Linked DNA regions of Homo sapiens: regions 1, 3, 4, 5, 6 and 7 are each linked to region 2. A link is a loop called in an ENCODE intact Hi-C map of the cell type or tissue named here. Cell type or tissue: gastrocnemius medialis. All regions are shown on one strand.

Evidence for each region. Peaks named below come from ENCODE experiments on the same cell type or tissue, not always from the same donor. Only the 100,000 strongest peaks of a DNase experiment are listed, where the experiment ranks them.
Region 1: it touches region 2 in a loop (4-fold over the local background); 11 of 110 quality-filtered maps call a loop at or near these places.
Region 3: a loop joins it to region 2, with 24 times the contacts of the local background. A loop is called at or near these places in 12 of 110 quality-filtered maps.
Region 4: a loop joins it to region 2, with 3.0 times the contacts of the local background. A loop is called at or near these places in 11 of 110 quality-filtered maps.
Region 5: a loop joins it to region 2, with 3 times the contacts of the local background. A loop is called at or near these places in 9 of 110 quality-filtered maps.
Region 6: a loop joins it to region 2, with 2.4 times the contacts of the local background. A loop is called at or near these places in 4 of 110 quality-filtered maps.
Region 7: a loop joins it to region 2, with 4 times the contacts of the local background. A loop is called at or near these places in 3 of 110 quality-filtered maps.

Annotation. Positions count from the first base shown.
Region 1 is chr4:23,943,647-23,947,646 of GRCh38, forward strand. It overlaps a transcript of PPARGC1A not described here. Among named protein-coding and RNA genes, the nearest start is that of PPARGC1A, 56 kb to the left of the region's middle. In gastrocnemius medialis, no CTCF peak of the experiment used is centred here; DNase peaks (open chromatin) are centred at 2,005 and 2,295; H3K27ac peaks cover 3,171 bases.
Region 2 is chr4:24,417,237-24,421,236 of GRCh38, forward strand. It overlaps a transcript of PPARGC1A not described here. Among named protein-coding and RNA genes, the nearest start is that of MIR573, 100 kb to the right of the region's middle. In gastrocnemius medialis, a CTCF peak has its summit at 2,389 (motif pointing left); DNase peaks (open chromatin) are centred at 175 and 2,375; H3K27ac peaks cover 477 bases.
Region 3 is chr4:23,366,517-23,370,516 of GRCh38, forward strand. The region is part of intron 17 of LOC105374524 (a long non-coding RNA gene); the gene reads left to right. The region is part of intron 2 of LOC105374523 (a long non-coding RNA gene); the gene reads right to left. Among named protein-coding and RNA genes, the nearest start is that of PPARGC1A-AS1, 400 kb to the right of the region's middle. In gastrocnemius medialis, a CTCF peak has its summit at 1,740 (motif pointing right); DNase peaks (open chromatin) are centred at 1,745 and 3,055; H3K27ac peaks cover 3,462 bases.
Region 4 is chr4:23,862,030-23,866,029 of GRCh38, forward strand. The region is part of intron 2 of PPARGC1A (PPARG coactivator 1 alpha); the gene reads right to left. Among named protein-coding and RNA genes, the nearest start is that of PPARGC1A, 26 kb to the right of the region's middle. In gastrocnemius medialis, no CTCF peak of the experiment used is centred here; a DNase peak (open chromatin) is centred at 1,939; H3K27ac peaks cover 4,000 bases.
Region 5 is chr4:24,264,489-24,268,488 of GRCh38, forward strand. It overlaps a transcript of PPARGC1A not described here. Among named protein-coding and RNA genes, the nearest start is that of MIR573, 250 kb to the right of the region's middle. RefSeq lists an enhancer at 2,381-2,882. In gastrocnemius medialis, no CTCF peak of the experiment used is centred here; a DNase peak (open chromatin) is centred at 1,723; H3K27ac peaks cover 2,297 bases.
Region 6 is chr4:24,103,592-24,107,591 of GRCh38, forward strand. It overlaps a transcript of PPARGC1A not described here. Among named protein-coding and RNA genes, the nearest start is that of PPARGC1A, 220 kb to the left of the region's middle. In gastrocnemius medialis, no CTCF peak of the experiment used is centred here; DNase peaks (open chromatin) are centred at 2,000 and 2,270; H3K4me3 peaks cover 337 bases; H3K27ac peaks cover 1,626 bases.
Region 7 is chr4:24,065,896-24,069,895 of GRCh38, forward strand. It overlaps a transcript of PPARGC1A not described here. Among named protein-coding and RNA genes, the nearest start is that of PPARGC1A, 180 kb to the left of the region's middle. In gastrocnemius medialis, no CTCF peak of the experiment used is centred here; DNase peaks (open chromatin) are centred at 1,666 and 2,026; H3K4me3 peaks cover 609 bases; H3K27ac peaks cover 1,875 bases.

The DNA.
Region 1 (4,000 bases), 470 kb before region 2:
GTGAGCTGTATTTAGTGACCTATTTCTAAAAGTACCTTATGAAATGGGGGATAAGGAGTGACTGTGCAGTGGAGAACCCTGGCACCCATGACCTCCGGTGATCAAAGTTAACATCATCATAAATCTTGTTGATAGCATGTCTTCTTGACATGATATGTTGAGAATAGCATTTCACCTCTGTGGCCTTGCTCCCCAAAACCTATAAATCCAGGCTAACCATGAGAAAAACATCAGACAAATCCCAATAGAGGCATATTCTACCAAATACCTGACTAGTGCTCCTCAAAACTGTCAAGATCATCAAAAAACAAGGAAAGTCTGATAAACTGTCACCACCCAGAGAAGCCTATGGAGACATAATGATTAAATGAAATGTGGTGTCCTAGATGGGATCCTGGAATAGAAAAAGGACATTATAGAAAAACTAAGGAAATCTGATTAAAAGTAGAGTTTAGTTAATAGTCATATATCAATATTGGTTCATTAGTTGTGACAAGCACGCCACAGTAATAAAAGATATTAAATTAGGTGACACTGAATACAAGGCATATGGGAATTCTCTGTACTTTCTTAACAACTTTTCCATAAATCTAAAAAGATTCTAAAATAAAAAGTTTATTTGAAAGAATGCAGTCATGCACAATAATGATAAATAAATATGTGGACCCCCTCCTGATTAGGGTAGGTGCTACTCTGTCCTCCAAAGCACCCTGAACTTCTCCCATCATAGAGCACAGATCCCACGTATTTACCTTCTTGTCTCCCTCCAGCTTCATTAGGGCAGAGGCTAACACTGTTCTGTGTAAAATCTCCTAACACTACATAACACCGACCAGGTACTTAACATCTGTTAAATAAATGAGTGTATCGTTATGTTCCCAAGTGAAAACAAAATCAGATTCCAAAACACTGTTGATATGGTTTGGCTGTTTCCCTACCCAAATTTCATCTTGAGTTGTACAACAGTTCCCAGAGTCCCCACATGTCGTGTGAGGCACCTGGTGGGAGGTAACTGAATCAGAAGGGCAGCTTCCCCCATCCTGTTCTCATGATAGTGAGTTAGTTCTTATGAGATCTGATGGTTTTAGAAGGAGCTTCCCCCTTTGCTAGGCACTCATTCTTCTCCTTGCTGCTGCCGTGTAAAGAGGGATGTGTTTGCTTCTCCTTCTGCCATGACTGTAAGTTTCCTGAGGTTTCCCCAGTCATGCCGAACTGTGAGTCAATTAAACCTCTTTCCTTTATAAATTACCCAGTCTCAGGTATGTCTTTATTAGCAGTGTGAGAATGGACTAATAAAACTGTGTACCTTGCTCTATCACCTATTAGCTATATGACCTTGGGCAAGTAACTTCACAGCGCTGAGCCTCAGCTTCCTGATCTTTAAAATAAAAATAGTCATTGCACATATCTCATAGGGGCTAGTATGTATAAAGCCCATAGAATAGTGCCAGGTACATTATAATCCCTCTATCTCTGTCTCTGTCTCTCTCTCTCTCTCTATCACTCAGATGGAGCAATAAAAAGTCTATATTAGAACTTATACACCTAACATGAACAATATTTGCCATTTTAAGATTTATCTTTTCAATTATTTTAAATTTATTTTTGCTTATCTTTATGCATACATTTTAGGTACCAAAAATATATTATACTTATTAAAAACATTAATGAAAAAGAAAATAAATAAACATGCATGCATATACACCCAAGCCACATAACCCAGATACGTAGTATACTGTTCTGTTCCCCAAGGAATAGAATTTACCATGCAGCTGAGAGACAAGGGAAAAAAACCAGTGCTGAGAAGCTGAAGAACCACTTAGTAAAGCAATAGAAGAGATGCCTTAAAAATGCCTCTGATGAGCAGACAAGTGACCAGAAGAAGCAATCATGAGGACAGAATTTGAGAGAAAGGAAAGAATAAGGCTCTGAGATGACAGCTGGGCCTAGACAATAGGAAGTTGAGTAAGCGGGGAGGGTGATCTTAGCAGGAGGGACGGCATGAGCAAAACCACAGCACTGAGGAAGCCAGGGGCAGATAGTGTGATAGGCACAAAGCCTGCCTTATAGATCTGTCCATCAACCTGGGTCTTTTCATTATCCCCAAGTTTGTTTTTTGAAACCTCCTGATTAATAAAGCCCTCACCAAACCTTGGTAACTTGCTACCGTTGCAAGGAAAGAGGAACAAAAGAACAAAAGAAGCCTAACCTGATTTCTGAGTTTGTATTTCCAATGCCAGTGACTCACATGTCATCATGGCCAGCCGCATGTGACCTGCAGATGTGAGTCACAAAAGGCTAGAGATTCAGAACTGGTGCAACCCAGAACAGCTGGAGGTGGACACAAAGCGACAGGCCGGACCCTCCCTCCTCCCCAGGGCAGAATCCGCTGTCTCTATATCATAATTTTGCATGAATATCTTTAAGATACCATGGTCCCAGACAGAGTAGGGGCAAAGCACAGGGAATGAATCTCACTTCATTAGCCTCACAACACATCACAGGGTATATATTCTCTCCCTTTCCCCCAAAACAGAGCACCCATTTTGTCTACCAACAGAAATTATAGACTTTTAAAAATAGATTTTGCCAAACAACCATGTGGGCAAATGCTGACTTGCAGTCTGGGAGATATCTCTTCGTCAGGCCCAGCAAGATTAAAGCAGGTTCTATTTTCATAGAGAGAGAGCCTCAAATGAAAGCACAAGAAAGAAATTCACTTCTTGTCGACATCAAGCAGTGCCCCTCACTAGCCAAGGCTGGGCTGGATCTAACAATTGCCAAAGAGCCGTACGCAGATTCAGAGTGGCTTCCGCTTGAAGAATGGCCTCGCGCTGCTACAAATCCAGGACAAGAGGATTTCCCAGTGCCCAGCTCAAAGGACAGAAAAATTCTTTCCTACTCTGGTGTGCCAGGAACTTAAACTTGACAGTAGAATAATATTAGTAGGAAGAACAGCAAAGGTACAGTGCAACCCAGACATGCAAGAAAGAAAGGAGGACAGGAATAAATCCTGCTACCAAAGTGTAGCAGATTGTTTGTTATTTTTTATCTATTTGGTTCTCCCTCACATCCTAGGATGGAATTTATCCTTCAAGCTTCAAGTCTGAAAGTAGTTTTCAGGGGCAAATATTTCTTTCTTGGTGGGGAGATGAAAATATATGTACACACACACACACACATACACACACACACACATACATGTATGTAACCATTGTCATTAACTGCTACAAAGATGGTATTTTTTAATATTCTCATGGTACCTCTGGTGTAAATATCTCCTTAGAACAATCAAACTGAACCCACAGAGCCCAATCATGCACTATCTGCCTCTGGCAGGTTGGTACGAAATTTGATTTGTACTAATCAGCCCCTGGCTATTGAAGCATGTAGTATACTTAATGTGACAATTCTCTGTCTTACAATATCTACTGTCCCCCCACTGGAGGTTCCCTGGTGCTAGCTAACTGGGAGCAATCACCTCACTGAGAGAATTTGATATAAAGAAGGGTCAGGTTCAAAGCCCAATAATAATGAAGATGACAATGATGATTCCACGAGTACTGATACAAAACCTAGCAATGAATATATATTGTGTGCCTACTGTGTGCCAAGCACTATAGTAAGTGCTTTACATAGATTAGCTCATTTTACCCTCAAAATAATCCTGTAAGGCAGATATAATTATAATCATTGTTATATAGTGATATATATATATATATATATATATATATATATATATATATATATAAAAAAAACGGTGATGGAGAAAATGGAGACTTAAAGAATTTTATCAGTCTGCTCAATGTCACGCTGCTGGTAAGAAGTGAAGCTAGGATTTGAACTGGGCAGTGTAACCCCAGAACCTGCATCTTCATCCACCCCTCAAGCTCATACTCATATCCTCCTCAAGGATATCTGCTCTTGCCCTACTCTCTGAAGCTTGTTGACAACGCTTTACTGCAGACAGAAAACCAATAGCCACTAAATCAAGACGTGG
Region 2 (4,000 bases):
TAACAGTATTAAAGCAGTCAAATCACCTTCTCCAGTTTGTTTTTCTTAAACTTGACTTTTCTTTTGTAGGGGTAACTCAGTTCTGTTGAGGAACAACTCCCAGCACATGCCAAGAATCCCTTCCTTCCCCTGGGAAGAAATGGCCACAGCCACCAGATAGGTTTTGAAACCTCACTGATGAAGCAGAAAAACAGTTGTCAGTGATTTGAGAGCCCTGAAATCTGGTCCAAGTTCTGCCTAGCAAGTAAATTTCACAACCTCTCTGGGTGTATGTAAATTCCCCTATAAAACAATGGGTCAAGATTAATTGCACAAAGATACACATTGAAGGATGCTTGTTGTAATATTGCTTTATTATAGCAAAAGTCTGGAAACAACCCAAATGTCCAGCAACAAGGTATTGGTTACATAAATTGATATGTTCATCTAGCAGGTCACTTTGCAGCCATTAAAGGTTACAATGTAGAAATAATTTGTCGACACATAAAGATGTATACATTATATTGAGTTCAGAAGCAAATTATAAAACATGATCTTTTTATAACATATATGTATAGAAAAAATTTATAGATGATATAAATTTCTAAAAGGAAAGATGAGTGGTTGCATATTTCATTTTGCTCATCTGTACCTTCTAATTTTTCTCAAATAAAAACTGCAGGTAAAAGTTCAAAAACATACTTTTTAAAGTGAAATGACTTCTATATGGCTATAAGACTAACCCTCCACCATCAGACTATTTATTTTGTTTTTTCTGTAAGAATATTTATTATATATACATAAAAATAATAAGAATATTATTCATTATATGTCATTTTAATTAATAAAAAATTGTGTGGGCTTTTGTGAACTTGGAGCTGCCTTAAAAACCCTTAAATCTAAAGTGAGAAAACCTGAACTCAACAAGTGCAGCCACCATGGGAAGCTTCCTTAACTCCAGAGTTCCAGCTTCTTTGTTTCGTAAAATTCAATGATATTCCCCACCCCATAGAACTTGGCGTCTGAGGTTGAGTGAGCTGAAATAAAGTGTATTCCAGTTCTTCTAAGCAACAGAGGGCCATCCACATCTAAAGCTGTTATTACATTCGCTACATCAAGCGTTAACTAGTGTTCTAATTAAACACCATGGAATCTTCCAGCTCTCTGGCATTTATCTATGGGTAGAACAAATGTATACTGAAGTCCTACATGAGCCAGCCAAGCACTATGGCAGGTCCTGGAGATGCAATGAGAAGCAACACAGACATTCTCTTTGCCTTTATGTTCCATTATCAAGTCATTTTCTAAACACCGAGACACAAGTGTTAGACTCTAACAGACCTAATTCTAATTAGAGCTTTTAAAGGTGTTAGAACCCAGGCCAGGTATGAACCTAGCTACACTATCATTTACTTATGTGCCAAAGAGTTTGATCATACCCATTTCAAAGATCTATTCTAAAGATTAAGTAATTATACAAAAATGCCTGGAACATAGCAGGACCTCTATAAACATAGCTATTACCATTTTCATTATGAATCCCATTGTTTGCTGATTTAATTACCAACATACCCTCCACACATTTCTTTTCAAGTCACTTAACAGCAAATTTAATTTCACCAGACACACCTCAATGTCAGTCAATTCCTCATCTTTCACTATTTAGGAAATATTTTTGCTAATCATCTGCCAGAATTCTTGTTATTTTCAGAGTAACTTGTGTAGCTGTTATTCAGTTTTCACTCTTTGACACTCTTAGTAGATTCTTTGTTGGTTTCTTTTCTTCTCTGGGACAATAGTAAGGTGTCTAGGTTTCAAATACTTAGCTTCTATTCAAAAAGGAAAAAAAATACTTTTGGATAATGATTGTTTCCTTAGTGGTTAAAAACAGAGGGAAAAGAAGCAGGAGAGGGGGCTGGCACAAAGAGAGATGCTATGACACTTAGCATCTTCCAGAATTTTGGTCGTCTCTACTGAGAACATTTCCAGCAGATGAACACCAAAGAAAAAGGCACACAGGTCAGGACGCCATCTGTTGCTCAGTTGGAACAGACCATTCTGCTCAGAAACCACGGAAGTGTGATATTGCCCTTCACTTCCCACTCCCTGACCAACACAATTCCTAACAAATCTTCAAGTGTGTGTGTGTGTGTGTGTGTGTGTGTGTCTTATGCAACAACACAAACCCAGGAAACATCACACCCTAAACAAATAATCCCCTTCCCCTTAGCAGCATCCTAGATACACAAAGTATGCAATAGAATCCAAAGAACCCTACAATCCCGAAAAACACAGAGATGAAAAGGCTGCCCTCTCCCAATTTCAGCCTTGGAGAACTTCCTTAATGCCACAGCCGAACTATGTAATTGTGACCACACTTCCTTATGGCTGCAGTGCCACCTAGCGGCCAGGTGAGCTAGGGGCGCACTCATTCTCAGTCTGAAAAAGCAACTTTTATCTGCTGACTCTTCAATTCTTTCCAGAGAGGAACAGAAGTGGCTGGTGCACATGACGGCCAGAATTAGGAATCATCAGGGTTCTATCACATTCAAACTATTTCCTGATTATAATCACATCCAAATCACCCAGAAGAGACAAAAGAGGATAGAAAAATTCCTGCCAACTTTAGGTTTTCATGTCCAAATGCATCCTCATACAAACTCACAAACTAGCACAAATATTGAGTCTAAATCCAGGCAACCTTGTGTATTTTAAAGTCTTCAAGGCATGCAATTATATACATTAAATTATTTTCAAACAAAAAGAAAAGTGAAAAATAGGCTCTAAAGAACCAGTAATGAGATTCTTCTTTTCTCTTTTCCATAAACAGTTCTGTCAGTTGCTGACATTTCTGATGCCATCAGACACTTATAACTGGACTGCAACTTTATCTGCATAGAATAACCAAAAGCGTATGCACCTTTTACAGATGACAGCTTAAATAATGTAATTTGTTTGAGACTTAACGTGGGGATACACAACCTAATTCAGTTCATTTTAAACCCAAATTATTCTGGTTAATAGCCTGGTAAATCTCAGAACAGAAAGTGTGCACCGCTGCTAAGTATTCCATATTAAAAATAGTTTGTGATGGGATGTGCTTTTTTTAATTTAAAGTTTAATGTACATTAACATTTTTAGATGAAAAACTGACAATCTGAGAACAGTTCTAAATTCTCCTTTGATTATTTTTCCGGCGCGTTGAAGGCATGATATAGCTACATAAATAGGCTAACACTCTGGTTCTTTGGAAGATTAGTGTCTGTCCGATCGTATGCCCGTTTTTATAACTCTCTAGTGGGTTTTTAATGCAGAATGGATCATGTCCACACTCCCGGCTGGGATTCCAAGTCACAAAAGTCTTTCTTAATTTCTGATCCATACCTCCTGGTTGACTTACTCACTGTCCCCTGCTGAGATCCACCCTAGACTAAATTTTAAGCAGGCCAAGTTGATTCTTTCCTGCCCACACTTTCCACACAAGCCAGCAGCCCTCCCCTACCACTTGGCACATTCTCCAACCGATTCTTGCTGTTGAACCGGGGTAGCGTTCCCAGATGTCTTGGTCTGCTTGGGTTGCTATCACAGAAAACCTTAGACTGGGTAATTCATAAACAACAGAAATTTACTGCTCACAATTCTGGAGCCTGGGAAGTCCATGATCAAAGCACCAGCAGATATGGTGTCTGGTGAGGGCCTGCTCCTCATAGATGGTGCCTTCTACATGTCCTCATATGGCAGAAAATGTTAAAAGCATTCCCTCAAGCCTCTTTCATAAGGTCACTAATTCCATTCTTGAGGGCAGAGCCCTCATGATCTAATCACCTCCCAATGACCCCATCCTCTCACACTATTGCATTGGGGATTTAGGTTTCAACATATACATTTTGGAGCGACATGCACACTCAGATCATAACACTAGATTTAGAAAAAACAACAAACAAACAAAAAATCAAGATGAGACATCCAGTTGTATTTGAATTTCAGATAAACAGAAAATTTTTTAGCAGGAGTATGTCCC
Region 3 (4,000 bases), 1.1 Mb before region 2:
GTAGGATGAAACCTTAACTTAATAAACAAAAGCTTGATGGTGTCTCTTCCATTTTATGATTCGTGCCCTCTGGGCAAAATCTCAAAACATCAATAGGTAATTTTTCTGGGGATATTTTATTGTTTTGAAACATTTTAAATGTGTTTCTGAGATTCTGTATAGTCCTATTTGAGATGAATCATGACTTAAGGATGTTCTTGACTTACTGTTGCATGAAAGGAACCCCAAACATTTCCCATTAGAGAGAACTTTGTCCTACATAAGGGAACCTTTCCATCATTATCAAACTGTTGTTAGTGAAAACTTACAGGCTAATAATTTAGTTGTTCTAAATTTGCAGCATGTTGGTAGAAAACATTATTTCCCTTGTGATATTTATGGTTTAATTTGAAAATTAAATGCAAAAGAATTCTGCACTAACACTATGTACACACACAAAAAATCTCTTGAGGTCGCATCATAAAAAGTATTCATAATTCTGTGATTAACAGCCCTAACACATATGCATTGTGCTTTGAAATTGAGATGTTACATCTAATAGCTAATCTAATTTTCTGATTAACTTTGAATATATCTAAAGCAGCTGTTATTCATATAGGACACATTTATAAACCCAATGTGTATAGGATTTATATCATTATTTTCTATCAATGTCTTATTAATTGATTTGTTATAACAACATAAATATTTTTTCTCACATGAGAAAATAAATTATGCTGATAGTAAGCAAGCCAAAATCTCTTTGACAGTCATTGTGCCCAACTGAGATTTTTCTAGATGGATGCTATCCTTTCAATGATGAATTCCTCAGGAACAGGACTAGTGAGACACACTTTCTAAGCAAAAAATTTAAGGGGCCTCCAAAAAGCTCAGTAATCAAGATAAATAACACTTTAAGATGATATTTAAAATCTAAATTAATGCAAAACTACTTAATGAACAAAATACCAAAATTTTAAATCAAGACAGGGTTAGTATCACTGATATTTCCTTTGCCTCAGGTTCCATTATGGCTCAGCAGGACACTGGAATGTTTCCATTTCTTAACAGATCAATGGTAAATATTCACTTTGTATTATTTGTATAATAATATTTTCAGCCTTGATGTTGCACTAGTTTTAAAATGTTAACTCACTTTAATATGTGATTCTTTTTCCACCAAGGCTGTAAATTATTAGAAATCAGAAACTCTGGTTATACCTCTCTATTGCAGTAAACTACTGATCATAATAACTGTTTAACTCTACTTAAAACCACACTTGGATAAGGAGAAGACAGTCTTTCTTCTTAAGAGGCTATTTATTGAAACAAAAAAAGTCATACAGTTAGCAAGTTACAGGGAAGAAAAAAAGCAGTGGTTTGATTATTATCTCTGCCACTCAGTACCTGTGTGACTTCAGGCATGTTACTTAACTTCTCTGGTCCTCCATTTTCCCACCTGTGATATGAACATTTTACTGGGTGACACTGAAGATTAAGTGAGATAACCAGTGTGAAATACTCAACCCATACCAGACACTAAGGATTTTTTTCCTTCCCGAATTGCATTGTCTCCATCATATCTATGAATAATTAATACACACTTTTAGTTCCAAGATGCCAACCAAGTAGGCAATCATTCTTCTCTACGGATCATCACTGGGGCCACAGAAGTATGCCTGCACTCAAGAGCTAGCTCCGCCTCCCCACCTTTCCTGACCCTAGCTATATCTGGCTATTGGTTGTCTAACCTGGGGCATACACCAGATGGCAGTGTCCCATTGAGGACTAGATGTTTCTAGCCTTTCAGCTCACTGACCAAGTGACCAGTTGCTTTGCCATATCTGTATGCGTGTTACAGGTCAATAGCCTTAGCCTTGGGGCCTAGTAGATGTTCATTGTAAAAATAAACACTGGAAAAACCTCTGTACAGATTCTATTCCCCTTCAATTGCAAAGCATTTCATTTGCAAGGTCAATTGGAAAAGGTACATATGTGATGTAGTAGTAAGCATGCACTTCAAATAGGTTTGTGTCAATATTTACATTTGTGTGCACTTCAACAAGTAAGTACATAACGATCCTTTACGGTCTGACACAGTGCTAGGCACCAAAGCTACAGGCATAAGGAATGCAGGTTCACTACCTTCAAGCAACTCATTGTTTGGTAGAAAAGACAGCGTTTTATGCAACCAATAATAATACAATGTGATTATTGTTATTCTATTTAACACAGATGACTTCCAATTTTTTTTATCTTTTATGTATCTGTCCTGGAGTTAATGCATTGCATGGATTTTACTAAGTTCACTTGCCGTTAGCTAAAAACTCTCAAATGTAGATGCCTAGTGTTTTCCATTTAAAATATATAGAGCCTTTCTATCTTGCTACAATCCATCATGTATGTGACGTTTGACGTGTATATACCATATCCACTTTTTAATACTAAGAAGTAGTATACTCAACAGTTCTGCCACATCTATTAATTTATCTTACAAATATTTATTATGGGATGCCAGGTACTCTGCTTACGAAAGTGTAAATATGAATGAACTAGAGTTCTTGCTCTAATAAAAGGTTAAAAATGGTTAGAATGTGAAGTTCTGCTAAGGCAGTGTGCTGCAAGCACGTGAGTGAGTATGAGTGTGTATAAATTTATGTACACATGCAATTCTTAGCTGTGCTACTGCTATCTTTGGTAATATTTGTGAACTGATGGCTGAGTCATTTACACAAGGGATGTGTGTGTATGTGTGGGTGTGTGTTGTCACTTGGTGTATGATTATGGTTGCTGAAATTAAAGGCCACTTTTCTGTGTAGTTCTCACAAAGACACACATCATCTAGGATTGCCAAACTGGAAAAATAATAACTAGAGTAAATTTATTCTGGTCACATTGTCCTTCCCTTTTTCTTATTCATTCCCTTCCTGTCTCCGTCCTGAGCCACCTGCCTCCCACCAGGAGCAGTCACGTGCCCTCCCATGACCTCTAAGGACTCACAGGAATCTGATTTTCCTACTGCATCCTGCCAGCTGGGGCCTTGGGAATCTGACACCCCACTGGATCTTTCACAGGCTCTGCCCTGGCATTTCAGAGTAGGCGCCACACAGATCCCTCCCTCTCTTGTGCCCCAATCTATGCAAGGACACTGCCCATGGCATTTCAAAGACCAGCTCTGCTACTGGGAGGCTTGCTGTTCCTGGGAACCTGACTGCCAACACCAATGGAAGCTCAGCAAAGAGGCAGCTTTTTAGGTTCCTTGGCCAGTGGGGCCCCAAAGGTGCCTATTAGAGCTGCACATGGCCGACAGATTAAAGTTCAAATGCAGCTGGATCATTATCTGAGATTTAGATGAAAAGGGGATTCGAAACCCTCTCTTCTTTCTCAAAGTGTTGATAATTTCCCTCTGCACAAAAGGGAAGAGTGGAAATAGTCCCCGAAATCCTGACTTATCTGTGGAATATTGGAACTGACATCTACTTTTTTGGCCATTGATGTTTTAGGAGGCATCGTAGTTACTGTCTGTTCCTTCCTATAATTCACAAGGTCTGTGACTGAGTCTGGGAATCTACATTTTTAAAAATGCACCTTCTTTTTTTTTTTAATGTAGTCTAAATGGAAGCCACTGCTTAAAGTTTCTTCCTAACCTGATGCACTGTGAGTCTATTGCCTCCAGGATACAAACAGGGAAGCTTATCATTACAAAATCAAGTAAGAAGACAGGAGCAGACCAAGCTTAGACCTCAAGTGTCCTGGCATCTCATTGACTCCTGGCCCTCTGCACTCAGCTGACTCCAACAGAGCCCAGGTTTTACCACGTGAGCTTCAAATGAGGAATGAGGCCTGGACTCTGCATGGAAAAAGCAGATGGACACTTACAAGGCTTCCACAGGGCTCCAAAAATGACAAAGTCATTGTTGAGTGCTGTAAAAAGATAGCCAGAAGAAAAAGGAGTTGTGAGTTCTGGGAATGAGATGATAAAACAATGCAAATTTCTAAACAATGCCAATTTCTAAAAATG
Region 4 (4,000 bases), 560 kb before region 2:
AACCACATACACAGTGAGGATGAAGAATGTCACAAACAGTGCCCAGTTTCACAATTCTAATATATGCTTTTAAGTACAAGCCTCTGCAAATGGAAGTGTCTACAGCTCTGTGGTCAGTAGGGCATGAACTGATCTGTTGACCAGTCTGTGGCTGAACAGATTCATGCTGATCTCTCCACTAAATAATACAAAATCTACTTGGACAAAGTCAGGTCAAGTCTCTGCTAGATGTTTAGGTAGAGGTGGAATTAATCAGGGAACACTTCCTGAATTTGAGAGGTTCCTGTGATTTTAAAATTTGAGAAAATTGCAAACAAGAAGACAGAAATAATTCCAGGCATTTGGAAAATTTGAAAGAAGCTGGGAGTAGGAGGGGATGAGAAGCGTAGTGCCTGGCAATAGAGGTATTAATTGGGAAGCAGTGTAAGGGAATGATTACGAATTTGACTGTTGGAGTTAGGTAATATTAGTTCTTCTGGTTACTTTCTGTAACTTGGCCCTGGGCAAGTTACTTATTTAAGCCTCACTTTCCAAACTGTAAAATGAGGTAACACTTTCAACCCATCATGGTGATTATGAGAATTAGATAAGACTAGTTTTTATTTTTTTAATTAAACTCTGTAAAACTATGTTTTTAACATTGTCTTAAGATGTTGAGTCCAGTGCTGGGCAAGCCCAAAGCTACTGTAGTATTATTATTATTGGCAAGAAGAAGCCTGGCGAATTATCAAACTCAAAGCAAGAGAAAAATCTTTACTATGTGGGGCAAAAGGGGATCCCTTAAATCTTTCCTCCAGTTTATTTGCCAAATAAACAATGTTCTTGAAGACACCCCTCCTTATCAAGCACTCCATGACTTCTCCAGAGCTCCATCGTCGCATATTGTTCATGGACTTCCTTCCAATAGCAGCCGCCCCACCTGCTTTACAATCTGCGCATCACATTCCTCTCTGCGCCTTCCCTGAAACATGTCCTCTTCTCATTCTCTCATTTTTGTTAACCAAGCCCAAATTCTCCAAATCACCCAAGGTTGAAACCACAGCCATTTTTCCTCCCTTTTTTCACCACAACATCCAACCTATCACTTAATATGACAACAATCTTTATTGATCCTTCCTTCGGGAAGTCTGCCATATGCATTCCTTCCTTTCATTGTCACCATCACCCCCTAATTCAAGCTCTATGACCTCAAGCCTGAAAACCTCAACAGCTTCCTCACCAGGCCCCTGGTTGCAAGCTCTAAGATAACCTTTCTTCGCTGATGCCACCAGATAACTTTTAAGAGTCCCTGGTGTCTAACAAACCCCATATTGTCTTTTTTTCTGCTCCTCCTGACTTAACCTTGATATTCTTTATGCAAGTCACTTCACATGCCTGGGCCTCAGTTTCTCCATTGTGAAATGAGCATGCTAGATGAAATCTCCCCTCATGTTAATTTAGTACAATTCCAAGATCCCATTCACTTGTATCTACTTTCTCTGCTGCTCTATTAGATGAGTCCCCAGTCATCACTTGGTCTTTCCTCACCACTACTGTGTTGCTCATAGCATTGTCTCTATCCTGTTCAGTTTTTTATTCCAACATCTAGCATAAATCCGTGCACATAGTAGGTGATAAATATGTGTTAAAATAATAATGAGATGAAAGCCGACGTCTAAAATGCCCACGTTTCCTCTCCGTCCATGGAAATCTCTCTACACCTTGAAGATCTGTATCTTTTTTGTTGTTGTTTTTTGAGACAGAGTTTAGCTCTGTCACCCAGGCTGGAGTGCAGTGGCGCAATCTCAGCTCACTGCAACCTCTGCCTCCCAGGTTCAAGTGATTCTCCTGCCTCAGCTTTCCCAGTAGCTGGGATTATGGGCGCGTGCCATCACGCCTGGCTAATTTTTGTATTTTTAGTGCAGACAGGGTTTCTCTAGGTTGGCCAGACTGGTCTCGAACTCTTGACCTCAGGTGATCCACCTGCCTCAGCCTCCCAAAGTGCTGGGATTACAGGTGTGAGTCACTGGACCCAGCCTTGAAGATCTATTTCAAAGGCAACCTCCACCACATTAGCTTCCCTCTTCACTCATAGGTTTCACAGATCTCTTCCCACCTCTAAAATTCTTAGAGTAGTTTGTTAATATCAGGCCAATGCTCACATGTTTCCTTAGTTTTTAAGGACACTGAAGGCAGGGGCTAATTCATTGTCTCTTTTATTTATATGGTGCCTAGAACAGGGCTTTGTCCACATTTTACTATCTACATTTTACCCATTGTCTGATTGTGTCACCCGGGTAAGTCTTGCCTCCTTATACAGCTGGGCATCCCCAAAGGAAGGGAATCCCAAGCCCATATACTTGGTCTGTAATTATCATGGTTTCCGGCAAAATTCTAGGTACACAGCAGATGCTGAAAAATAATGTTTGGTTTAACAATCAAGTATGGTATGTGTGGGGTAGTATACCTTCAGGAGTAGCAGCAACCAGCCCTGGCAGGGGAGAGGAAGGCTAAATCACCTAAGTATGAGTTACTGAGGGTTCAAAGGAAATGATGGAGGAAGATGGTGAACATGCACTCAAGAACAAGAGGAAAGTCTTTCGCAGCAGACTGTACATGGAGAACAAAGGACAGATAGAGACAATGACCCCAAGGCTTGTGGTTTTAGGGGGAAACAGCAAACTGGTTTCTGATCCCTGGGAGCACATAAACAAGAAGTTAGGCAACCTGGTGTGTGCTGTATTGCAGAGTCAGCCTTGTGCTAAAGATTAACAGCCCGTCTTAAAGGGGACTAAAGATCAGCAGCAAGCTTGCAAAGCACCAAAGACCTCATTGACAGCAGACGGCAGTTGCAATTGCAACCAGCAGTTCTCTGCAAAAAAGAGGCACCACTGGCCAGGCACGGTTGCTCACGCCTGTAACCCTAGCACTTTGGGAGGCCAAGGTGGGTGAATTGCCTGAGCTCAGGAGTTTGAGACCAGCCTGGGCAACATGGTGAGACCCCATCTCCACTAAAAACACAAAAAATTTGCTGGGCATGGTAGTGCTCGCCTGTAATCCCAGCTACTCGGGAGGCTGAGGCAGGAGAATCACTTGAACCTGGGAGGTGGAGGTTGTAGTGAACCAAGATCATACCACTGCACTCCAGTGTGGGCAACAGAGTGAGACTGCCTCCAAAAGAAAAGAAAGAGTCACAGCTTGATCCTTCAACCATCAATGGACCACCTCAGTCAAGCAAATATATCCTTGAACATGGCAATGTGACTGGCCAGCGTTTCTGAGGATTCCTGATAGAAAATACCCATTTCTTCTCTGACACTGAGGAGAAGCAGTAAGAACCAGGAAATCTGAGTTCTGGTTAAATACTAAGTCCTAAGTTCCTCATCTGTGGGAAGACAGAAATCACACATAACCAAGGGTAGTGATTGACACTTAGCACGGCCCCAATAAAATGTTTATGAGAAGGCTGGTAATTCAGGTAGAATCAGATCTATTAAGAGAGAAGACCCATGCATGGTGTCTGGGACACAGTAGGGACTCTATAAATGTCTTAAAATTTCCTTGGGTGGCATTCTATCAACATGGGTATCTCATTTCTGCAGTTCAGTGACAAGTCTCCTTGAGGACTGAGGCCTTGTGTTAGACACCTTTCCACCTCTTACCGCACCTGGCATAACACCTTGCACATAATAATATGAACTCAAGAAATATCTGGCGATTAATTGCCTCACAGGTAGCATCTGCGGCTGAAATCTATTTCACACTAAATTGGCAAATGCAGGCTTCAGAATGTAGGTAAACTGGTCAACCTGAGAACAGTCTTAAACTTTGATGATCAGCAGCATGGTTTCTGATGAAATGAGTGGAAACTAGTATATTGTTAAGTGTTGTAATCTACACATGCAGTTATATGGCTTAAACTGAGACAGCCCACATTTATTCCTACACACACACACACACACGCACACATGTACATGTGCACTTAGAAGGTGGTGAATAATAGTTGATGAAGTTGTTTGTA
Region 5 (4,000 bases), 150 kb before region 2:
AGAGCCTTGGCAGAAGGTCAGCCACCATGATCCTACACTCGACTCTACCACCTATCTCACTAAGTGCCCCAAGGCAAATTACATACATCACCTCTTAGGGTTTTAGAACCTTCATTGGCAACATGCGGAACCCAGGCTGCCATGGAGTTCAAATGCAGTAATGCAAGGAAAGCACCCAGCACAGTGCCTGCTACTAAGAATTAGAGAGATGAGTTCTTGTCTCATGCATCTTCTTATCCAGGAATAAAAAGCGCAACAGGAATGCAAAAGCCCCAGACAAAGACCATGCACCCAGAGCAGGTGTACAAGAACTGCTTTTGCCTATTTGTTTCCTCTGTTGTTTTTGTGGCCAAATGGATCTGGGGAATACTTGCAGGTGTTACTTAAAAAAAAGAGAAAGACTTCATAGTGAAATAAGTTTTAGAAACAACAAAGAAGTGAGGTAGCACAGTTCTCTTTGCTTCAGGCTTTCTCGTAGTTTAATATGCTAATGCACATCACATATCTCCAAGAACTGTCAACAATGTATGACATTGTATATGTCATACAATGTATGTTTCCCCAATGTATGTGACCACGGAACCCTTTGGCATGGAAAACTCCCATGTGACAGTTATTCTATGGAAAAGACTTTGGGAAATGTGGGTTTGTTAAAAGAACAAATAAATCAAAAGATAAGAAATATATACCCTATTTGGTTCTGATGTGGTCTAGTGGCTTTCATTGAAAAGGCAGACTTGGGCGTATTTTTGTGCACACCAAGAAAGCCTAGTACCAGTGTTTCCTATTCACTGAACCAAGGCAACTTCTCCTTCTTTTCCTATAAAAAGAAGTCATTATTCTGGGACCACAGTGCATTTGGGGGAAATGTCGGCAACATCTGAACACTTCTCATTCCCTTGGACAGGTAATTCCACTATTTTCTGCAATAAATGGGCCCTTAAAATGAGTTTTGTTAATTCTTCTCTTGAAAGCCAAATCCTCTTCTGACTACACAGGGGAAGGCTTCTGCTTAAAGTCACCCTGGGTTTTATTATTCGAATGGCTTCACAGTGAGCAATGCATTACTTTCATAAACAGAAAATCGATGCCGGGGGGCAGAAAAAAAGAAAAGAAATTCCATAGGGATGTGTTGATACACCTATGATTAGTCCAAAAATTGCTTACTTGTACATGAAGATTTTATATATGCTGCTTTCCATGAAGACCTTACTTAATGTTAGAATACTAGATACACTGGAAGTGGAAGAGGTGGTCAAAGAGAAAACTAGGGCGAAAATTGTTCCTCACGTGCTTAGAATTCAATTGCAGAAAGAAAGAATCCTTAAGACTCACCCACATTCTAGGAGGCAAAAGAATAGAGAGAAAGAGAGAGAAGGAAGAAAGGGAGGGAGGGAGGAAAAGGGGAAAGGAGAGAGGAAAGGACTAAAAAGAGGGGGAGCACATGTGCAAAAGAGGGGAGTAAGGGAGTCATTGAAAAGCCTAAGTTTGGGGGAGAGGAGGCTACAAATGCACAGATTTAAATTAACCCAAGCCCGTAAAAAGGCTTTGTACAAGGGCTCTGGCGTTAATGGGATTTGGATTGCTACAGACTGCAAATCAAGAACAGAACGTAACGAGAGATGCCGGAGTTATTTTTGAAATGTATGTCTTAAGTAATGTGAAGCTTAACTAACAGGGACACTGCAGCATTTTGCAGTGGCTGCTGGCTTGTGGCCTGGCTGGGAATCAGAACTGCCCAGTGAATAAGTTGCAGTCTCCCACTTGGGACCAGATGGAGTTGGGTGAGCCTTGACCCTAAGGTGTGCCGCTGAGGAGTTGCTTCGTGTTGTAGGAGGAAAAATGCAGCTGCTCTGTTAGATTGCTTAGTGATGCAGATGATGCAGGTGGAAAGTAACCCTCTGAACCCCAGGATCTTGGGGTCATGGGTTTAGCATTCATTCATTCAGTCAGTCAGTAGGTGCCTCCATCAGTGCCTCCAAGGTGCCTGGAATTGTTTGGGGTCTTGTGAATACCATGAGTCTCTGCTGTCAAGGAACTTACATTATCCCAGAGGAGGGTAAGTTAGCAAATAAGTAAGAATTTCTGTTGGTGATAAGGACCTTGAAGAAAATAAAAAAAGGAAAAGGAGATGAGGTAGAGTGCGGCTTAAGGGCAGGGGAAATGTGTTCAGGGAAGGCATCCCTGTTGCAAGAACATTTAAGCTGAGCCTTGAATAATGAGGACTCCAGGCTGCAAAGATCCTGCAGGGAAGGAACAACAGATGCGGAGGGAGCGCCATCCTCAGATTTAGAATAAGCGGCCATCTTCCCATTCCTCACTACCAGCTAACTCAGCTTTCCACAACACTAAATTGAAAAGCACACAGACATGTTTAATTTTAAGATCTTCAATTGAATACTATGCCACTAGGAAAATATATCCTGAAACTTAGGTATTTTTAGAATGGTCTGCTTCAGTTTCCTCAAGTACTTTTTTCCCTTGTTCAACCAGAAGACCCACATACTTTAGGTACATCAGCTTCCTCTAAATACCTGAAACTGCATTCATCAGCCACTTTCTAAAAATTGGATCTTACTTCAAAGCTGAATGACTTGATGACTCCCATAACAGAATACATTACACTGATTATGGGATTATTCACATGCCATTTGCAAGAGGTTGGGCAACATTTCTCAACATTCCACCCACCAACAAACAGAGTAGCGACAGTGGAATGCTAATATGCAAATGCCCTCCATGTCCTGATACCATGATAAAATTCCTCTTCACTCTTTTTAACTGATGTTAAAAAAGAGAGAGGGATGGTTATTTCGGTACAATGTAGCCCACAGAGAATAAAAGGCGTAAGCCCCAGCAGGGAACCAAAGCAGAGATTGTTTCCATGACCTGGCACTCACTAAGCACTCAGTAAATGTAGGTTCCTTCCCCTTCCCTTTCCCCTTCACCCTTAAATGCCAAAAGGCTAAGGGTTCATTTTTATATCAACAAGCTTTGAATAACATATTCATTGGCTCCTCCTTTTGTGACTATCAATCCGGTGTTGTGTTCTCATCTTCTGGCAATTGTTTCAGCCTCAATTCATGCCAGGAAGAATGACTTGGGGTGAGAAGAGGGTGAGGAGGTGGAAGCTTCATAGGCATGGTTCACTGTCCATCAATGATTAGCATTTTATACTCATGACAATCAAACTCATACTTTACTTTTAAAGTTTTAGAAGGAACACATATTAAAAACCAAAATGAAAACAGGGCATCATAAGTTCAAGGAAGCCACAAAGTAGACCAAGAAGCATAATTCTACTATGCACCATTTTATTAGCTAATCAACGTGTCATTTTTTTTTCCTATGGGCACCTACTTACTGTCTTGTAATTTCCATAAGGGCACCATCTGTATTTATAAAAGAATTATCTTTGTGGTGATCTAGCAATCTACAAACAACAGTGATATTTAACTTTTCTTAGGGGATCAACTGTAGAATTAAGTTAAAGGATTTATAAGTCTCTTTGTCAGGATGAACCTTAAAAGGACTTATTCATACATCTCTGTGATGTTGGAAGCACTTGAAACAACAAAAAAATGTAATTTTGATTCATTAAAATATAAAGTTCTGGATCTTGACATGTACATGGCATGGATCCATGTCATGGATCTTACATTTGTAATCAAGCATAATGACCCTCTACTATAAAGTCCAGTAAAACAATAATAAGTAAAATATTTTCTTTTTTCCATTTTAGCTGAAAGGGTGGGTTAATTTTCAGTGTGATCTGGTTTGGTGCCCTATGGCTCAGACAGAATCCAGTATTAACCAAGGTCACTGCTATGAGTTCAATCAGCATCCAGTCAGCTAACTCAGTTATAACACATGCTTAAACCCTCTCTTGTCCAGTTTTTAATGATGGCCTTGCAAATGCATGTTGCTGGTCCAATGATGGCTAATAACGTGAGTGGAGATCAGCCAGCAAACCCCCTACCACTGATGGAATCAGAAACTC
Region 6 (4,000 bases), 310 kb before region 2:
TTCCAAAAAAAAAAAAAAAAGCCTCGTCAGTATAAAATGAACCGGAATTATAGCTGCCGCTTTGATGCTGTGTGTTATTTTTGGCTGAGTGTCCTGCTCTTCTGGAGGCTGTTGGTAGGGTGCTGAAGCCTACTCTAGTAACACAGGCTGACTGCTGTCCCCAAAGGACCCCGAGGAAAACAAGAGGAACTATCTCGCAGTCTTCAGCAGACAGGGGAGGTTTAACATAAATAAACTCCCACTTAACGTTTTCTCCAAAAAGCATCCATTCATTATCTTTATTTCCAACACAGTATTTATGAATTTCCTTTCAGCCGGGCCCGTCAGGCCAAACGTCACCACTCCGTGGTGAAACATCGTGTGCATTTTCTTTTCCTCCTAGGAAGATTAAGGCCGATGAATAAAAGAAAGGGGGATGTGGCCCCTATATTTAGCTCTCCTCACAACATCATGTCTCACAGGTATTAAAAATAGACTCAAATCACTTGAAGACATTCTGAAAAATCAAAGACAGAATAGCTTTCCAAGAGGAAGTTTTACATGTTTTCTGCTTTCTTCCTAGTTGAGTTCCGCTAGTGAGATGTTTAAGCAGCAAAAGCTCCTTAACAGTAGAGTGGGCGCCCTCTTCGTGGAGGCCAGGCCCGGGTGGCTATAGGGGTTTATCACATACTTTATCTCCTACTCATCCTTCTTGCAGCTTCAGTGCTTTGTGGACTGTATTTTAAGAGAGATCTGTGCAGGTCCTTGGTAAAAAGTGTGAAATAGGCTGTGTGGAAAATTCTCCTCTGTCAACAACCTTTCCCCCACTTGGGCTCTGACACTCCCAAGGTCCCTGTCAGAGAGAAATCAGCTCAGATTCAATTCACTGAACAAATACGTGTTATTTGTGATCTGCCAGGCACAGTGCCAGGCAAAGCAAAGGGAGAAGAGGGAAGCAAAGGATGGACCGTCCTTGTTAGAGTGGTAATTCCACAAGGAAGTAGAGCTTCCAGAGGACTGTGGGCAACACAATTCAGAGAGAGAGCTGACATCTCATTGGAAGCAATCAGAAGGAACATCAAACTGGAGGAAGCATGTGAATCAGACAATAAAGACAAAAGCAGGAATGGGGCTGTTTGTATACCTGTGACGAGATGTGGAAGAAGGTCAACAATTAGCTTGGTGCAACGCCTCTCCCCAAAAATATATGCCCAGTAAACCCTGAGGAAAAAGCCTTTTACAGCTAAAGAAAGGAATCTGCAGATGGAGAAATCACACGGTACTTAAAAATGTAGCCTCTTTCAAATACTGCAGTTCACCAGCTGTGTAACTTTGGGCAATTTACTTCCCTTCCCTGAGCCTCAATTTCATCATCTGGAAAATGGGGATCATACTTCACTGGGCTGATGTGCATATTAAATCACAGTGTGAACATGCAACGCCCATGTATGGCACGTGGTTCAAGGTGAGCACTCAATGAATGGGTGTAACTCACTCATGTGGGAGCTATTTACATTGGAACATGTTTCTAATATGCCTCGAGTCACACACAACACCCATTCTTCTGGCAGAAAGGCTTGATTAACACTAGAGCACAGTGAAGGTAAGATAGTGTGGACTTTGCTTATAGAATTGTGTAATTTTCAGACTTCTTCATGGTTTATCCCACGTTACAGAGGAAGAAAACAGCCACCACCAGTTTCCAATGACCCAAGCAAATACACAACCTTGAAAAAGCAAACCTTCTAATGGGACTTTATTTCAATCCTTGACTTGGCAGCTCATCACACTTTAGGATCACTGGTGAAAAGCTAGGGGGAGGTATTTTCCAACCTAAGGTAAGAGATAAAAGGGCCTGAGGACGTTAAAAGTGAGGGAATGGAAATAGCAGGGGCGAAAATCAATGTTTATGAAATAGTCCAGTGTTTCTCAAATCTTCCTGTTCACACAGATCTTCTGGGTATCTTGTTTCAATGCAGACTCTGATTCAGTATGTCTGGAGTCGTGCCCAGAACTCTGCATTCTCATAAGCTCCTCCATGATGCCTATGTTACTCGTCCATGGACCACCCTTATATAATAAGCGAATGGTGTTTGTGTAGAGCCTAAGAAAGGGTTGAGTGGTGGAACCAGGAAATCCCCAAATAAAGGAAGAGAGGCTTGAAAGAAGAGTGATATCCAAACAAGATGGCAAGAAGACTAGATGATTTGAGGAGCAGCCAAGCCGGAGATGTAAATACAGAGACATGGTGTCCAAGGGGAAGGTTTTCGGAGAAGAGGCCCCAGCTCACGAAGTTCCAGTGCATTACTCACTTTGGCTGTGAGTCACTCACAGCCTTTTAGAATTGTTGACGGCAAACATTTTGGAGAGTGCTGCAATAAAGGAATGTGCTCACAGCCATTAACTATGAAGCACTAACTCATTTCAGCAGCCTGACACAAATTATGCTACGCAGTTGAAAAATAGCTATTGATCAGTCCCTTCTTTCTGGTGCCTTCCAATATCCCAGATCAGCACTTCCATTCGTTTCCCCGCCCCCGGATGCCCTCACACACCTAGTTAGATCCTGCCCAAGCCAAAAAAAGATGCCCGCAGACTTTATTTTCTTCCAGATTTTGCCTTTAATAAAGCAAGCCCAGAAAGAGGCAAACCGAAAGATGCCTCCTTTAAGTTTCTCCATGTATCTGTTTCTTATGAATTTCCCAGTCTTTTTTTCTTCTATACTCATTATAGACACAAAGGCAACAATCAACTGATCTATCATTTCCTGGGCTAGAAGATAAGAAATGAAGAGGGCATGAAAAGGACAGAATATGAAATTAGGTTTTAAAGAATTGAACCTGATTCAGGGGCAGGTCGAATGGCAACACTTTGAGCACCTTCAAGTAGCAACTTGAGCCTCAACAGAAAAAGGAAGCCCAGGGTCTTTCAAGAATCGTCCCTAGTTTCCTTCTTAATCTCAAGAGAAACTAAAGAGGCATGTAGATCTTCTATGGCAGACTGATTACAAAGAAGTCCCCGATTCTCTGTCCCTCCCTGTATCTATTTCCTTTGCCATGTGACTCTGCAATGACTCCCACCATATGAGGTAGTTTAGTTGGTTTCCCCACCCTTTGAATCTCAGCTGCCTTGTCCCTTGCTTTAGCCAATAGACTGTGGCAAAAGTGCCTTGTCCCTTGCTTCGGTCAATAGTCTTAAAGCAAAGCCAAGGGCATCCTTGCTCACATGACCTGCCAGCCCCCAGCTGACCCACCAGCTGGCTCAGATGCAAGAGTGAGCCCAGCTGAGATCAGCAGAGCCTGGCCTAGCAGCAGAACTGCACAGAAAACCCTTAGATCATGAGCAATAATAAATGGTGGTTGCTTCAAGCCATTAAGTTTTAGAGTGCTTTGTGATATAGCATTATTTGGCAAAAAATAACTGATATAGCTTCCTCTGGAAAAGCCATGATAAAAAGGCCAGGTATACAAATACTTCCAACAGGGCATTGGTTTTCCTCTGTTCAAAATTATTAATGAACACAAATACATTGTAATAGCATAATTGCATCATTTATAAACACAAAAACACATTAGGAAATTGGATAATAAAAGCACATTGCTATATTACTTTTCATTTTGCAAATGGTTGAATCTGTTAATTAATATACTGTATTCACTTGTGTAACTTTTTAAAGTTTTCTAGACTTCAAATTGAGTCAATCATTTCTTCTTTTGTGCATTCATTTGTTGAAGATTATAATGAACCGAGTTGTGAGTTGGGTACAATAGTAGCTCTGAAGATGAATAACACATTGATCCCTGATCTCAAATGACTTCCGTCTAGTAGGGTTGACAAAGACACATACTCCAAGACTCTTAATGAATGGCAGTGGGTATGTCAGTTTCTTTCTGTCATCCCTATTATTTTCGATCTGACTCACCTTACCAGGTCCAGATGAAATAGTCTTTTCTCTTTCACATCTTCTTTACTACCAGCCTTATTTTTTCCCCAGCTATAAGTAGACCTTCTCAGCTTCAAA
Region 7 (4,000 bases), 350 kb before region 2:
AAATTAGGCCCAGGCCCTGTATGATTCTCCACTTCCTTCTCAGAAGCTCCGGCAGGCAACTTGCCTGGGAGATACTAAGTTCCCACCAACCTTGGGAATCAGCTACCTGATTTCTAATTCAGGCGGGCTGCAGCCTCCAATTTCCACAAAATCTCATGCTTCTAGTGCACTTCTCTTTGCCTTCCGTCTCCTTGGGTGCCTTCAGTCTCCTCGGTGGAAGCTTTCCACCGAACACCTCCCTCACAGGTGTCCTCTAACACTCATGACTGGCAGAGCCGAACGAGGGAGGACGACTGTCGCTGTGCCCTGAGCTCAGGGCAAATCAGGTAGAAGCCTCTCTAAAAAGCAAGTGGACTGAAAATCGCCTTCCACAAACTATTGCCAGGCAAGTAAAATAGTCATTTGTTTTCTGTGATGGTGGTTATTGTTCCTTTGAGAAAAACAACAATGACAAAAAGTTAATACTAATATTGAAAAATTTGCTTCACCTGAAAGAGAGTTTTAAAGGTAGAATTATGGCCCTCTAAAAAGGAGCTGACACAAATCTCTATTAGCATAATGGTATCATAACACTATCCAAAGCCTGTTAATGCAGCCCTCTGTCCATCTCTGAACTCTAGATATAAATGTCACAAGAATATTAGTTAGGAGTCTGTTTCTCCGTCAGTGAGAGGACAGTTTGTATGTGGGGAGGACCCATTAGAGCTAATGGGAGCTACAGAAGTAAATCCCCAGGCTCCGATAGGGGAAAAGGTCCCCTGGGGTTTTCCACCAAGAACCCATACACTGTGATAGACACTTGGGAGCCAGAAAGTCTTTACTCATTAGTACAGTCCCACTCGGGGAGTGATTTGCAACCTCACCCCAAATATGAGAGATTGAACTAGTCTATCTTTGCCATGACATCTATAGACTTCCATGGTTTTTTTGTTTTTGTTTTTTGTTTGTTTTGGGTTTTTTTTTTTTTTTTTTTTTTGCCTTTAGATATTGTGCCACTGAAACCTAGTTTAAGACAAATGCCATTTTAATTTGCTTTAGGCGGTGAAGGCCAACACACATTTCAGTGGAGAAAGCTATGTGTTTTAATTGCCTTATGAAGACATAGCATATGCCCTGACACAGTTAAATGATTAACAGATTACTCCAAATGTCTTTGGCATAGAATATCTATACGTTCATTAGGCAGAACAATTTATCTTCTTGATAAAACTAAAATTACTTATACATCAGATTTACTTTCCATGATTAATAAATGATAAAAATCTAAATCTGAAATGTGTCTTCTTGGCCATTAATCTCACATTTATCAGCTTCTATAATACATATTATTAATATAAAAATTCAATTTTCAAAGCATTTAAATTTGCTAAGAGAAACAGAACACAATGCAAACAAGCATCTCAATTAGTAGGAAATGCTATAGTCATTCTGAAATAGGTAATAGACAGAGTTAGCTTTAAATATGCTTTATAAAAACAGATAAAATCCATGGGATACACAGACATCAAAATGCCCCCAAAGGGACGCCTCTCTCAAATATACTTCCAGTAGGAAGCCATCAGCATTAATAGCAAGTTTGGTATCATTCCGCGTATGCTCAAAAGGACAACATGAAGATCTGGCTCAGAAACAGAGCACAGAACACGCAGATCTGGAATCACTAAAGGTCAAAATGCAAGCATCGCACGTGGCCAAGGAAGTGAGCTTCGGAGGCACAGGTTTAGCTAGAGGGAAAGCCTAGGGAATTAGATCCTTCTGTCAGCTTTTTTAAATGTTTAAGACCGTCTGTCCTCCAATTAAACTGATCAAGGGGTCCAGGATGGTTTGTTAGCAACTCTGCTCTGGAGAACACTCATTAAAAGTCTCGAAGCTGATTACGGAGTTCCCATCTCGAGCACTTCACTTCTGCTGTCAGCTGCTGATTTCTCTGAATTCCAACTGCCAAAGTAACTGTGGAGGCCGAGCCATGCTTTCCCCACTGCCAGAAAAGGAGAGAGACATCTGCCAGTGTCCTGAATCACCTGTTACTTACTTGGTGACTCATTCCCCCAGAGGGGCCAGGGCAAAACAGCTCCTGAAATGGTGTGTGAGCACATATGTGTGTGCTTGTGTGTGTGTGTGTGCATGTGTGTGGTCTGCACATTCACTTGTCACAGATAGGTCCTCGGTCTTCCTGAGAGGCTGGCACTGCTAGGCACAGACCATGTGGTCCTGAATAAGAACTCTTTTGTCTCACCCTCCAGGAAGCCACTCTTTAATGAGGTGGACAGAGGAATAAAGAGGAAATTGCAATGCAATGTAATCAATGCCACGGAAGGAATGATGATGGCTCCTAGTTACACTTAACTCAGCTTTTAAGAGAGGAGAGGAAAGCGGCAGAGCACACCTCTGGAGGAGAGAACTAGAAGGTAGGAATGATTTTCCTGTCAGAGAGAACAGTATCTGCAGAAGCCCAGAGGAGTGAGAGAACCCTCATTTACTCATGGGCTCACTTTTTGCCAATCATTCACTGAGCACCTACTATACCCTAGGTGCTATGCTAGGTGGTAGAAATACAGTGAGGGCAGGATGCACATTACAATGGGCTTCAGGGAATTGCAAACTCATTCTGTATGACTGGAGCATAGTAGGGGATGAGGGATAAGAGCCAAGGCTGGGAAAATATGTATGGCTCAGCCCACACCACATTCAGGGTTTGTGTGTGTATATGTGTGCACATGTGTTTATATTGTGGAAGGTGTTGGTGTCAGAACAGGACTCACACAGACCTGGCCTAAATTGAAATAGAAGGAAAAGGTATGCAGTAATGTTTACCTAGTCATAGCCCAGACAGACTGATGAAATAAGTCTTGAAGGTGACACTGGTACTTCCCCTTATGCCTTGAATTTTCTCTCATACCACTCACCATCCCACATCTTCTACTTCATCATGAGAGAGTTCACTCTCATCATGGACCCTCATGGTACCATCATGGCACCTCCTTCTGCACTCCAGCATTGTGCTGGTGATGGATCCACTAATACCACCTTCTATGACTGAGCTGTAGTGAAATGAGCATGGAATTAGGGTCAGATTTGCATTCAATCTCAGCCCTACTCCTGGCAAGGTGTTTGGTAATGATAGTCATAACCATCTACAGCATTTATTAAGCATTTAATATGTGCCACGTTATGTGCATTAACTCAATGAAAGTTTTAACAAAGCCACAAGGTAGGCACTGTTATGATCTCTACTTTATAAAGAGGGAAACCAAGGCAAAGAAAGCTTCAGGGTCTTGCATATAGTCACATGGTTAATAGAATGGCAGTGCCTAGAGCCAATCTCAGTAAATTTGATCCTGTCTCCCTTGGTTGCCTTGTTTTCTTCAAATTCAAAGTGGATATGGTAATACTGATTTTTTGCAAGAATTAAGTGAGTAACTTCAGTGACCAGCACAGTTTGCACTCAAGAAATAATAATTTCCTATGTCTCTCCCAGCCCTACCCATCACCAAAGCTAGGTTAAATATGTGTTATTTCATGAAGACTTTTCTAGACATTGAGTCTACATTGACATGACATTCCTTCTTTGAAGTCACCTTTAGCTTAGCATAAGATGAATAGTGACACTGGTCATACTGCCTTGTATTGTTCTTGAATTACTCAAGCTTTGGTGATTTTTCCAACAACACTGCATGTTACTTAGGCCAGTAATCAGGTCTTGTCTTCCCCTCCAGAAATATCTTCTCCAGAAGCCACTGCTAAAAGCATAGGGTTTTCAAAACAGGTTGAAAGAATAAAGAATAAGTAAATACTATAGGAGTCCACATGTAGAATAAATACATGTTGCAAAGGAAATAAAGTAATTTGTAAACTAGCTGAGGGAGGAGGAATTTGTATGTATCTTCATCCATCCAGTAGATTCCGAGGAATTTGATTTTCAAACACTCTGTACTGACAATAAACTTTAAAAATAATTGACCTCATCACATCAAAGTTTACAAGTGGCTTTAGTCCCAGG